Linked DNA regions of Mus musculus: region 1 is linked to region 2. The links are chromatin contacts, found by Hi-C in ENCODE. All regions are on one chromosome and are shown on one strand. The core of a region is the stretch at or near the end of the contact, and the rest is flanking DNA. Distances in the headings are between cores, read along the strand shown.

Evidence for each region. A loop is a pair of places that touch in the nucleus more often than their neighbours do.
Region 1: a map of adrenal gland shows a loop between it and region 2 (2.8-fold over the local background). The contact joins two enhancer-like sites. A Hi-C loop is called at or near these places in 7 of 37 maps with a recorded cell type or tissue (T-helper 1 cell, adrenal gland, gastrocnemius and 1 more).

The regions. Positions count from the first base shown.
Region 1 is chr14:25,390,639-25,396,687 of GRCm38, reverse strand. The region is part of intron 1 of Zmiz1os1 (a long non-coding RNA gene); the gene reads left to right. Among named protein-coding and RNA genes, the nearest start is that of Gm32645, 8.1 kb to the left of the region's middle. Within about 2 kb of position 1,652, at least 1 of the 3 ENCODE cell types and tissues checked has a DNase peak (open chromatin) inside an H3K27ac peak, as active enhancers do; it is heart, where a contact is called at or near this core.
Region 2 is chr14:25,561,458-25,567,467 of GRCm38, reverse strand. All of the region lies in intron 3 of Zmiz1 (zinc finger, MIZ-type containing 1), which reads right to left. Among named protein-coding and RNA genes, the nearest start is that of 4931406H21Rik, 22 kb to the left of the region's middle. Within about 2 kb of position 2,016, at least 2 of the 3 ENCODE cell types and tissues checked have a DNase peak (open chromatin) inside an H3K27ac peak, as active enhancers do; they include heart, where a contact is called at or near this core.

The DNA.
Region 1 (6,049 bases), core at 403-2,902, 170 kb after region 2:
TTGGCTCTCAAGCAGGGAGCAAGGAGGCCTGCACCCAAGATGCCAGCAGAGGCACCTCATTTCCTGCCCAGACAACCCAGTTCACAGATGCTTAAAGGACTGGGCCAGGAAGGGCAGGTGGGAACCCTTGGCCCTAAGCGACTGCTTTGCTTACCTCTTACTGCAACAAATCTGGAAATTTCCTGAAGACACCTGAGCCTTCCTCTACTTTAACTTCCTCTAGAGTCCTCTTTAACCGAGATCCCTGGAATGGTTGGAGTAGCCAGCCCCATCCTTGTCACTTGTGGGTTGTGAACCTACAACCCGAGAAACCTTTTGTGTTGTACAACACTCATTTATATGTTATGCGTGCATAATTGAACAAAATTTAAGGAGACTGCACTTGTCTTCAGTTCAGGAAATGCATGTGAGTCTACTCTATTTTAATCTTCTAGCTTTTATTCTACTCTAGTCTCTCTCTGTGTCTCTGTCTCTGTCTCTCTCTCTGTATAGTGATGTGCGCATGTGCATGCTTGAATGTGTGTATGTTTCTGTGCACATGCACATGAGGACTGACGTTAGCATTTATGGGCTTCCTTGATTGTTCCCTACTTTATATATTGGCACTGGGTCTCTCACTTAATCCAAAGTTCTTCAGTTCCAACTGGTCTAGTTAGCCTTGTCCTGAGGAACCCCCTGCCCGATCTCTGCCTCCTGAGTGGCAGGATTACAGATGGCTACCATGCTTGCTTGGCTATTATGTGGGTTTGGGGGATGCAAACTCTAGTCCTTATGTTTGCATGGTTAGCTTTTATCCACTGAGCCATTTTTATTTATTTTTAAATATGTAATTATGTGTGTGTGTGTGTGTGTGTGTGTGTGTGTGTGTGTGTGTGTGTGTGTGTGTGACATTCAAGTAGGAGCCTTTGGCGGTCAGAAGAGTTTTGGATCCCCAGGAACTGGAGCTACAAATGGTTGTGGGCCACCATGTGGGTGCTGGGAACCCAATGTCTGTCCTCTGTTAGCGTAATAAATGCTTTTAACCACTGCACTGTCTTTCCAGCTCCTGTTCTTGGTCTTTAAAATGATGCCTTGGTCCACTAAATTATCTATCTGTGCTACTAGTGGATGTGACCCACAGTTTAGAGAATTTGGATCTGGCCCGCTGCTCACCTTTTTGACAAGGGACTTGAGCATGAGTGCCATCCAGCCCAGCCATGTTACTGTATGGGCTGTGCCTGCCCGACTCCTGAAGGCATATGCCCCTCACTGCTGTAGTTGTCTGGTAACCCTGAGTTCTCTCACAGCCTTCCCACTGGTCACTCTGTGTAGGACCCAGGACCTATAGATGGAGATGGACTGTCACCATCAGCTCCACTCTACCTTCTTGAACAAAGGATGGAAGTGACAAGGTGGCTCAGCTACCCTCTCTGCTTCAGAGAGATCAGAGAAGGTGGGGGCAGGGAGCCCATGTCCCCGATATAATGAGCCGCGTGGCCACAAACCTGACAAGTCTTTGCTCTGCAGCATCAGGAATCCCTGGCAGCCACCAACACAAGCGCTAATTGCCAGCTTGGGCAAGGACGGCAGCCCTGACATCCATATCAATTATGGCCACTGGCCATGCCTGGGAGACAAAGGTCTCAGAGGCTGTCAGGCTCCAGTGTCAGAGCTCTGTCTGCCAAAGAAGACACAGAGACAATAGCCACCTATCACTACTCACTGCCTTGGCAGGCTGTGCCTGGGTGGGGTAGAGCCGAGCCTGACAGGTGAGGGGCCAAAGCAAGACAGCCAGGCTGTCTTACTGCTTGGACACGATGCTTCTCACACGAGTATGTGTGTGTGTGTGTGTGTGTGTGTGTGTGTGAACTCATGGGGGGCGGGGGAAATTGCTGGTTCAACTTTTGATTCATTCTGGTGAAAGTTTCCTGTGGGGAAATGGAAATGAACTTGGAAACATCCCCACTGGTGTTATCTACTTCCTCTTCCTCTTCTTCCTCCTCCTCCTCCTTCTCAGATTTATTTATTTTATGTTTATGACTGCTGTATTTGCATGTATACCTGCATGCCAATAGTGGGCATCAGATCCCATTACAGATGGTTGTGAGCCACCATGTGGTTGCTGGGAATTGAACTCAGGACCTCTGGAAGAGCAGCCAGTGCTCTTAACCATCTCTCCAGCCTCTTCTCCCTCATTAGTGATTTTTATGCTGAGAGCTGTGTGGAGGGGACAGAGGCCTAGTGGTGGCTTTTAGGACCGCTGGCCATGGTCCTGCACAGTGCGTTTGCTAACTCAGGTTGGGGTGAACTTTGAGTATTGGGACTCCAGTGTTGAAGAGCATCCAAATAACTTGGAAAGATGTTGGTCACCCTTGTCTGTTTCTGATTAGTGTCCCTGGGGTGGGGTGTAAGCAAGCCCTTACTAAGCACCCAGGTCTGGCCTTAGGCCATGGTTCTCAGCCTGTAGGTTGTGACCTCTTTGTCACACTTCTATCTCTAAAAATGTTTACATTACAATCCATAAGGTAAGCAACTTACAGATATGAAGTAGCAATGAAAATAATTTTAATGGGGGTCACCACAGCATGAGCAACTTCATTAAAAGGTCACAGCATCAGGAAGGCTGGGAATCACTCCCTCAGGCCAATGTATCCCATGACAGTTAGGAATGCGGCCCAATACAAAATCATTAATGTACTTAAAACATTATGACTTTTTTTTGCGTGCACATATGTTTATGTGTGTGGCTGTGCACATGTATGTTCCAGTGAATATGCATGTGTGTGTGTGCATATGGAAACCGGAGGTCAGTATGATATGTCTTCTACAACTTCTCTTTCCACTTCATTTTCTGAGGAGTCTGTTTCTGAGCTTGCTCTTTCTCTGCTAGGCTGTCTGTCTGTCCATCTGTCTCTACTCAAGCCCTGTCACTTTTAGCACTGAGGTCTCAGATGTGCACAGCCGGGCTCATTTTTATGTGAGTGCTGGAAAACCAGACTTAGGCCCTCTTGCTTGTGTAGTAAGCACCCTCAGCAAGTCACCATCTTAGCCTCCTGGATGGTACGTCTCTGTGTCTGACTTATCGGCGTGTAATGCTTCAGGGGGCATGGCTCTCTAGCGACATCTCTTTCCCATTGATAAGGAGTATTCTAGTGCTTTCTGTCTCCAGTTCTCAAACATTTGCACTGCTTCCAAGGTGTGACGATTCCACATAATCCTATGTCCAACACTTATGGACCATCCTTTTGTGTGGTTGTAGATTTCCATTTCTTCCTGGACTCATACCGCAGGGTTATATGGTCAGTGGACACTGTTTAAGGAATTATCCGGCGCTCCTCCAACATGGCAATTGCAGCCTGGTGTGGTGGCACACTCTGGAATCCTGGCATTCCCGAGATTGAGGCAGAAGGCGCAAGGGTTCAAGGGCAGCTCTGGTTACAAAGTGAGACCCCATCTCACAAGACAAAACAAGGCCAAGCACAACAGTAAGTCCGTAGTTCTGCATGCTCACTATCAGTGGGTGAAGGTTTCAGTTTCTCTACCTTCTCTCTAACGCCTGTTGCTTCCTGCTTTTTAAGTTTTTTTAATTTAGTTAGAGCCATTTTTTATAAGGTACATGAGGTGTCTCCTGTGGTTTTCCTTCATGTTCCCCTTTGACTAATGACAGTGAGCTGCTTCTCGTGGACTAGTGGTTCATTTGTTTCTCTTTGGTAACAAGCTTATTTCTCTGTCCATCCGTCCCTCTCTCCCTCCCTCCCTCTTTCTTTCTATTCCTTTGGGAATTGAACTCAAGGCCCCCCGGAACGCTATGCATAGGCTCCACCATTGAGCTAACCCTGCTCTGGTTGTTTGTTTCATTGAGATGTAGATTTTCTTTGTATATCCTCAATATGTCTCCTTCACTATTAGTTTTTATTTGCAAGCGTTTTCTTCCTATTTGTAGTTGTCTTTTCACTTCCTTTTCAAAAGAAATATGTTTATTTTGGGCATTGGGGTAGCAGTGTGTGATGGTTTGTATATTCGTGGTCCAGGAGTGGCACTATTAGGAGGTGTGGCCTTGTCGGAGTAGATGTGGCCTTGGAGTGGGTGTGGCTTTGATGGAGTGGGTGTGGCCTTGTTGGAGTAGGTGTGTTGCTGTGGGCGTGGCTTTAAATTCTTAGTCCTAGATGCCTAGATGCCAGTTTTCTAGCTGCCTACAGAACAAGAGGTGGCACTCGCAGCTTCTGCACCATGCGTGCCTGGATGCTGCCATGCTCCCTCCTTCATGTTCCTTTTCATTTTCTTAACCCACCTCCCCTAGATGTGGTGTCAAAGTTCATCACTTTCATAGTCTGACATCATTTTTAAAATTTATAGATGGTGTTTTCTTGCCACTGTTGAGAAATCTTTACTTAATCCAAAGTCACAAATAGTTTCTCTTGTGTTCTTTTCTCTCCCAGACACTGTAGAGTTTTAGTTTTTACCTTAAGAGCATGGATCCATTTTGAATAATTTGATGTACAATGTGGAGTAAAAAGAAAATCTGAGTGGATATTTTCATTTTGGCAGATAATTATTCAATTGTTGGGACATCACTTATTGAAGAGTCTCTGATTTCTTCATTAGATGTACTTGATAGTCTGTTGAAAGGTGACTCAGTGCGCGTGCAAGTGTGTGTGTGTGTGAGAGAGAGAGAGAGACAGAGACAGAGACACAGAGAGAGACACAGAGAGAGACAGAGACAGAGACAGAATCTCCTGACAGCACTCTGCAGTGCTGACCTCCTGTCTGTCTCTGCGCTGGTCCAGTCCTGCCATGACTCTGCTATAGACTCTAGTGCAGCTTCCACTTGGCCCTGGACTGTCTGGCTGGTAAGATCCCTTCTACCCTGCTTCATCCCCACATAAACCGTAGGATCAGCTTGGCAGCATTTGCGAGCACAGCCTGTTGAGAGTTTGATGCAGATGTGAGAGGAATTCTGATGGTGATTTTTTGGTGGGAAATTGTCATCCTAACCACTTTGCTTTCCCATTTGTGAACACTAACTTAGATTTCCATTTATTTGTGCGTCCTTTCATTCCTTTCACTAATATTTTCTTTTCTTTTATTTATTTTTTTGTCTTCTGAGTATAATTGTTGCTTTTGTTGGCTTATTTCTAAATATTTTATTCTGTTTTGTGGCATGAATAGGTTATTTTCTTAATTTTATTTTCCAGCTGTTCATTACTACTTAATAGAAATACAATTGATTTTTGTATCCCAATCCTTTATTCTGTGGTAGTCTTAAAATGAATGCCTTAGGCAGGCAATGGTCATGCACGCCTTTAGTCCCAGCACTCAGGAGACAAAGGCAGGTGGATCTGTGCTCAGCTTGGTCTACAGAGTGAGTTCCAGGACAGCTAGGGCTACACAGAGAAACCCTGTCTCAACAAACAAACAGAAAAACTACTTACTGCCTTGATATACCTCTCAGAGATGTTAGGTCTCAGGAAGTGCATATGTCCAGAAATCACAGTCTTGGCTCAATTTGAGCTGAACTCTAGAAGGATTTCTGGCAATTAGACAAAAGTCAGCACTCCTCAGGAACTTGTGAATGGTTTCTGTCAGCCAAGAGTAGCCATTTTCCTGGCCCTTGGCAGAAGGACATGTGCCTCTCCATTGACATACACCTGCAGCATGATCTCAAAGCCATGCTGTTCTCCAGGCTCCTGCAGTCCCCATTCAAAAGTCCCTGTCATACATCTCAAAGCCTCCACACTGAAATCCAGGATCTTCTCACATCTCCTCTAAACCCCCAGGTCTGCCCCAACTCACAGACTTCCCTTCCCCAGCTACTGTCCCCCTCATAGCCACGACTTTTCCACACCTGGCTTCCCTGGCCTTGTCCAGTCTGCTGCTTTTTCTCTCTGCTCTGAACTCTTCCAGATGCCTCTGAATGCACTCTCTCTCTCTCTCTCTCTCTCTCTCTCTCTCTCTCTCTCTCTCTCTTTCTCTCGTGCGCGCGCGCGCGCGCGCTATTAAAGCCTTCGTATGGATCATTCTAGTGGTTTCTTAATGAGCCCTCTTTTGCATACAATGGGAGTGGGTTTTT
Region 2 (6,010 bases), core at 767-3,266:
CCATGGGCATACCAGCCAGCAGGGGGCACTCTAGACAAACCACAGCATCCTGAGGGCCAGATGCTGACTCCAGACTCTCAAGTCCTCTGAACACCTCTACCTTCTCCATCATTTTAAAAGCTCGAAGGTGTCCTGCACTCTAAAATACAGGAGGGCCTTGTGCAGTCGTCCCTGGCTTCAAAGCTTCAGTTTCTCCATGGATAGGAGACAAGAGTCACTGGTGGCTCCACCAAGTTCTGCCTCCAAGGAGGATCTTCCAGGAAGGCCATGCCATTTAGGACCAGGAACTCAGAGAGGTCTTGACACATGCTTGCACATATCGATATCTTCGGTAGCCTAAGGATGCTCTGCCCACCCACGGAAGCTTCTAGCAAGTATGAGGAGCTTGCACATCCCTGGTCAGCAACCTTTCAGCCCCAAGGCTGCTTTTCCCTTATGAACGCTGTCAAGACCCCAGGCCTCACTTCAGGAGGCAAATAGCAAAGAGACAGACAGTACCACTCTAGATCAGGCTAACCTCCACAGGGTCTCTGGATTCAAAGGTCTTCAGGATACCTGTGGGCAAAGTTGTTCCCAACTTGACAGTCCATTTGATTTTGTTTTGGGGAACCCAAAACCCATAATGATTTTGTCCTAGATGACATGGTCTATATCTGTCCAGGTCTGGGCTCCATCTTATGGAATCAAGGTGTGACCTGGCTGGGCTTCCAACACTTGTGAGACTCATAGGACATCAGAGAGGTAACTGTCAGGAGACATTACAGACAACAGGAACAACAGAGGGAGTCCCTGCCCTCCTCCCCAAATACAATCTCATTGTAGTTCAGACTGGTTTCAAATTCATGGGGAATCCTCCTGCCTCAGTGCTGGTATTACAGTTATCTAGCTATTATATATTTTCATTTATAAAATAAAAGCTGAAGAAAGAGGCCCACACAGCACACTCCTTTACATTTATTTTTTCCAGATGGGGTCTTTGTATGTAGCCCAGGCTGGCCTTGAATCCATGAAGCTCTTGTTTGAGCTTCTTGAAACATTATACTTAGTTGAGGTGTCACTTTGAAACTGCTTGTATCAATAGTAGAGAATGGGGGCCAATAACACAGGAATGAACAGAGATGGCAGGCCTGAATTCCACACTGCAAGGTGCAAGGACTTGAAAGCTAAGGGTCTAGGGCCTGAGGAGAGGTTAGCACCAGGCAGGAAAAGGGGGTGGGGCATGGAAGGGACAGCCTGGCTTCTGTACACACTGTTTTCACTGGCTGCCCAGTTCCGAGGCAAAGCCTTTGAGAGATGAAGTGCAAGGCTGCCAGCGGGGCTAAGCTAGAAACCTCTGCCTTTCTAGCCATTAGCATGCTGCTCTTTCCATGTCCCCCCAAGACCGGTGGCCACAGTCTCCTGCGTACTCCTATCTCAAGCCATGGCTGGGTCCCAAATGAAGCCCTTGTTCCATCCCATTGGTCCAAAGCCAGTGGTTTGCAAGGCCACCCAGAACCCCATCACAGCACCCTGTTGTCAGGAAGCGGCAAGCCGTTGGCGGCCAGCAGAGGTCGCCCCACTGCCACAGAAGCACCACTCAGCTGTGTTTGCCTCCAGGTGCCTTTAGACAAAACCATCAGTGGAAGCAGCTCTAGCACCCAGGCAGGACCTGGCTCTCTACCAACCAAGAACCTGGTACCAACCTGGTAGCCTTTTCCAGTCTGCTGCCCTCTGATTAAGTGTGGACTCAATCAGGAAACTTTTCTGTGGTCCTGCCATCCCTGTCCTTGTGTCTTTCTAGTTAGCCTGGGGGGGTCTACAGTGGGTGGGTACCTGCTCTGCTACCCTCCCACTGTGTGAACAGGGCAAGAAGCTGGGCCTCAGTTTGTATATCTGTAAAATGAAGGCCTGGGCTAGCCATCCTCTGGCAGCCTGCCAAACGCCAGAATCCAAGGGCTCCAGCTGCCTGGAAACTCCACCTCAGTAGGAGCAGCACATTCAACTTTAAAATCCAAAGGTTCTGCCCAAGCGGTGGAGCCCGTAGCCTGGAAAACTCCCGGAAAGCCTCTTCCACCACTCCACCAACCCCCTGCCAGATGGCCCAACGCCCCAGGCACTGCCTCTCTTGAAGCTATGCCTGACCAGAGACCATTACATGTATGGAAGTTTTTAGCTGGTGACATGGTAGTCAGGCTGAGTCTTCCCGATTTCCAGGGGTGGTCGTGCTGGGAGAAGTTTCTGTTGACAGTATCATCTCCTGGCAACGCTCAGGTCAAGCTGGCCCCGTGCACTTAAAGCCTCCTGGAGAATGAACTGCAGAGAGCTGAAGGGGGACTAAGAAGCCAACCTCTTCAGCTACACCAGTGGAAAACAGTGGACAGAAGCCTCAAACAGGCGAGAACTCATCTGGCTGTCTTACATATAGGGTCTTTCCCTGGACACAGGGGTAGAGAATTTTTACTGTACAGTGGGCACTCGGAGCACCCCAGTGTGGGAAGAGCACCTCACAACCATCTTACAAATACTGTGTTTTCTTTTCCCACTTCTCAGGCCTAGCGAGTAAACCCGAGCGTCTCCAGGTAAAGGTGTTTTCACACGGCACACACATCTACGTACCCCTCTGCACTCTCCATAGCTGGTATGTGCACACATGGGCTGTTGGCCCAGATGCACTGGAGCACACACATCTCCTGACAGCTTGCACAGGCAAGTAGCACATCTCTGGGGAGCTGTGTGAGCAACGGTGTGCAGAAATGATTCAATCACCATGCACATCTGCAGCGCGAGTTGGGGGAGGGGGGAGGGGGACTGGCAGCAGGGCTGGGAGACTCTGCCCATAGCTTGACTGGAGGCTGTGTTTTGAAACAGGACCAGGGGGACAACCTTGCTCTGGCAAGAAAGAAAAAAAACAAAGAAAGAAAGAAAGAAAGAAAGAAAGAAAGAAAGAAAGAGGAAAGGAAAGGAAAGGAAAGGAAAGGAAGAAAAAAGAAAGAGGGAGGGAGGAAGGGAAGGAAGAAGGGAGGGAATGAGGGGTGGGGAGGGGGAAGGAGGGAAAGAGAGAGAGGAAACATAGAAGCCAGACTTTAGGGTACCACCCCAATCTATTCCTCCAGCAGTGTGGTGGTTTGAATATGCTTGGCCCAGGGAGTGGCACTACTTGGAGGTGTGGACTTGTTGGAAGAAGTGAGTCATTGTGGGTATGGGCATTAAGGCCCTCATCCTAGCTGCCTGGAAGCCAGTCTTTTCCTAGTGGCCTTCAGATGAAGATGTAGAACTCTGAGCTCCTCCTGTACCATGCCTGCCTGGAGGCTTCCATGCTTCCATCTTGAAGATAATGGACTGACCCTCTGATCCTGATGCCAGGCCCAATTAAATGTTGTCATTTATAAGAGTTGACTTGGTCATGGTGCCTGTTCACAGCAGTAAAACCCTAAGACAAGCAGCTTTAGAATTTTAGGGGGACAGAGGTCATGGAGCTTGGTCCTCTCCTAGCCTGTCCCCCTCCTCCCACTGCTCTTAGCCCACATCCCAAGCCCCTCACTTGGGTGGCTCGCTGCCTCCTAGTCTGAGGTCTGAACATATTGCTACAGCTGTGACTTGGCCTGCCCTTGGGTCAGACTGCCTGCCCTTTCACCGCTAAAGGTCCAGCAAAGTGTAGTTGGCAAGTGACACTACTCACTCACTCTACTCCAGTCCCCTCAGTGTCACTGTCACACACCTGTCTCCCCTTCAGCCAGGATGGCTGACAGTTATGCATCTTGAAGCCCATACCCCAAATGTGCTCATGCAGTGGACCGACGAGGGTGAATGCTATGGCTAAGGTACTGAGACTGAAACCTTAGTTGTAACTGGGGGATCTTGGGCCTGGCTGGTACCGGCCACTTAGGACAGTGTCCTTAAGGAGTGATACGTGTCCCACGGGTGAAAAGAATGACTTCAGGTAGCCTCTGTGCAAACCTTTTCCATTTTCACAGTGAAGTCTTGGTCTAGGAAAATGACCAAGGGTGAGCTCACAGGTCTTATTTATGATGGAGTTAAACTACTTATCTAATGGCTGACCTAAGTGAGCTCAAAGGTCATTTTAAATGTAGTCTTAGTTGAGAGTTGGGTAGGATGTAGTGGTGGGGAATGAGGTAAGGGAAGCTCTGATGTCGACCTCCACCCTCCTCATCTTAAAGGAGAGGTCATGGAAGCTCAGAGAACCACCTGGGAAGCAAAGGCAGGCGAGGGAGGGGGCAACTGTTTCTTCGGTGGTCTACTCCAGGGGAGGCTGGAAGACAGGCAGACAGGAGCCAGAGAAGTGAGGAAGCTTCAGGCAGCTGCTGGGGACCAGCTGTCCTTCTCGAGAGCAAGCAGTGAGGACAGGCCCTGAGCAGGCAGGAGATCCGCATAGGGTCGGGTTCCAGTGGGTGGTGGGCTGGGAGCCAGGCCTTCCTGACTGTGGGCTTCGGGAAAGCTCTTTCACCTCCCGAGCCTGTGACTTTTTATGGGAGGACAAGAAATCTCCTCCCTTCCCTGCTGGGCTAAGGGACTGAGCAAGCAGAGATACTTAGGAGACAGGTTTCTGAAAGACCCACACCTGCTTCCTCTAGCGAAGCAGCGAGCACTCCATGACCAGGCTCCGTAAGGCCAGCGGTTCAAGGTGCTGTGGCTCCATTCTGGAGGTCTCTGGAAGGATGGGGCTTCTTTTCTCAGTGACCCAATCTCCCAAGCACCCACCCTGTCCACGGAAGCATCCACTGCTGATGTTGGTTAAAGAAAAATAAGTATAGCCTCCGCCTTTCAGGTTCCTGGAAGGCAGCCCCACTTGGCTGTGTCTGACATTCTGCCCCGGACTGAATGCTACTCTAGAGGAATGACACACACTGGCTCTGAGAAAGGTCACCACTGTCCCCACCCACACTAGGTTGAGGACTGCAGCTATATCTGGGTTCTTTGTCCTTTGGGCACAGGATGCCTTCAAAGCCATGCAGTGCCCTCAAGTCAAGCGCTCTGTCCCCTCTGGGCACATTCTAGGTTTTTGACTCTGCACACCCCATACCCCTACACACAATATGCAAAGAAAGGCTGGTCCAGCCTTAGACAAGGCACTTGGGGCTCTCCTTCTCTGACAGAACCAGTCCCCCCACTGAGCCTGCAGGGAGCAGACATTAAGTTCTCTGTGTCACCTCACTTGATGTCAGCTCTGTTATGACTTAAGTTTCAGTTATCACGGGCTGGCCACTGAGAGGAAACTGAGGCTCTGAGGGCCTCTCAAGACGCAGTGACCTGCTTAAGGCCCCAGTGCTGAGAAGTGGTGCCGGGATTCTGCCCCTGCTCTGACCACAAGGGCCTCTGCTGCACATTTCTTTCTGCACAGGAACATGGCAGATCTTCATCAGCTGGGCACCTCCTTCCCATCCCCACTGCCCAGAGCAAGAAAGTGACTATCACTGTTAACATGACTGACACTGTGCAGGCCACACACACACACACACACACACACACAGACACACACAGAGGCCCTGACCTGGCTTTGCCTCAGGCTCCTATGGCTATTCCCAAGTCTCAGATGCCAGGAAGTTGGGAGGGGTTAGGGAGGCCTGCAATCACTCAAGAGCTCTGGGGGACAGGGAAGCTGGAGTCTTCTAGAAAGCAGTGAACTGGAGCAGATGTTCCTACAGCTACAGCTCCGGGTACAGAGGTGTTTTGACTGTCTCCCACCTCTAGTTCCCCTCCACTTTCAGGTCTGTAAGAGGCCACCCAGTCCAGGGATGGCAGGGCTAAGAGAGCAAGACTCAGAGTAGAATCATCACTAATCCTGCAGCCTGGACAGACATGGCTAATCAATCACAGCACTCTTCTTGCTTAGTCTAGACATTGACAGATGATTGTCTACCGAACCATTGGCTCAACCCACTCTTTGCTATCCCAGGAAATTAAGACTTTCAGGTGAGTCTTCTTTGTGTGTAGTGTGTGTTGTGTGTGTTGTGTGTAGTGTGTGCATGTTGGTGCTAGTGTATGTGTGTGAGCATGTGAGTGGAGATCCAAG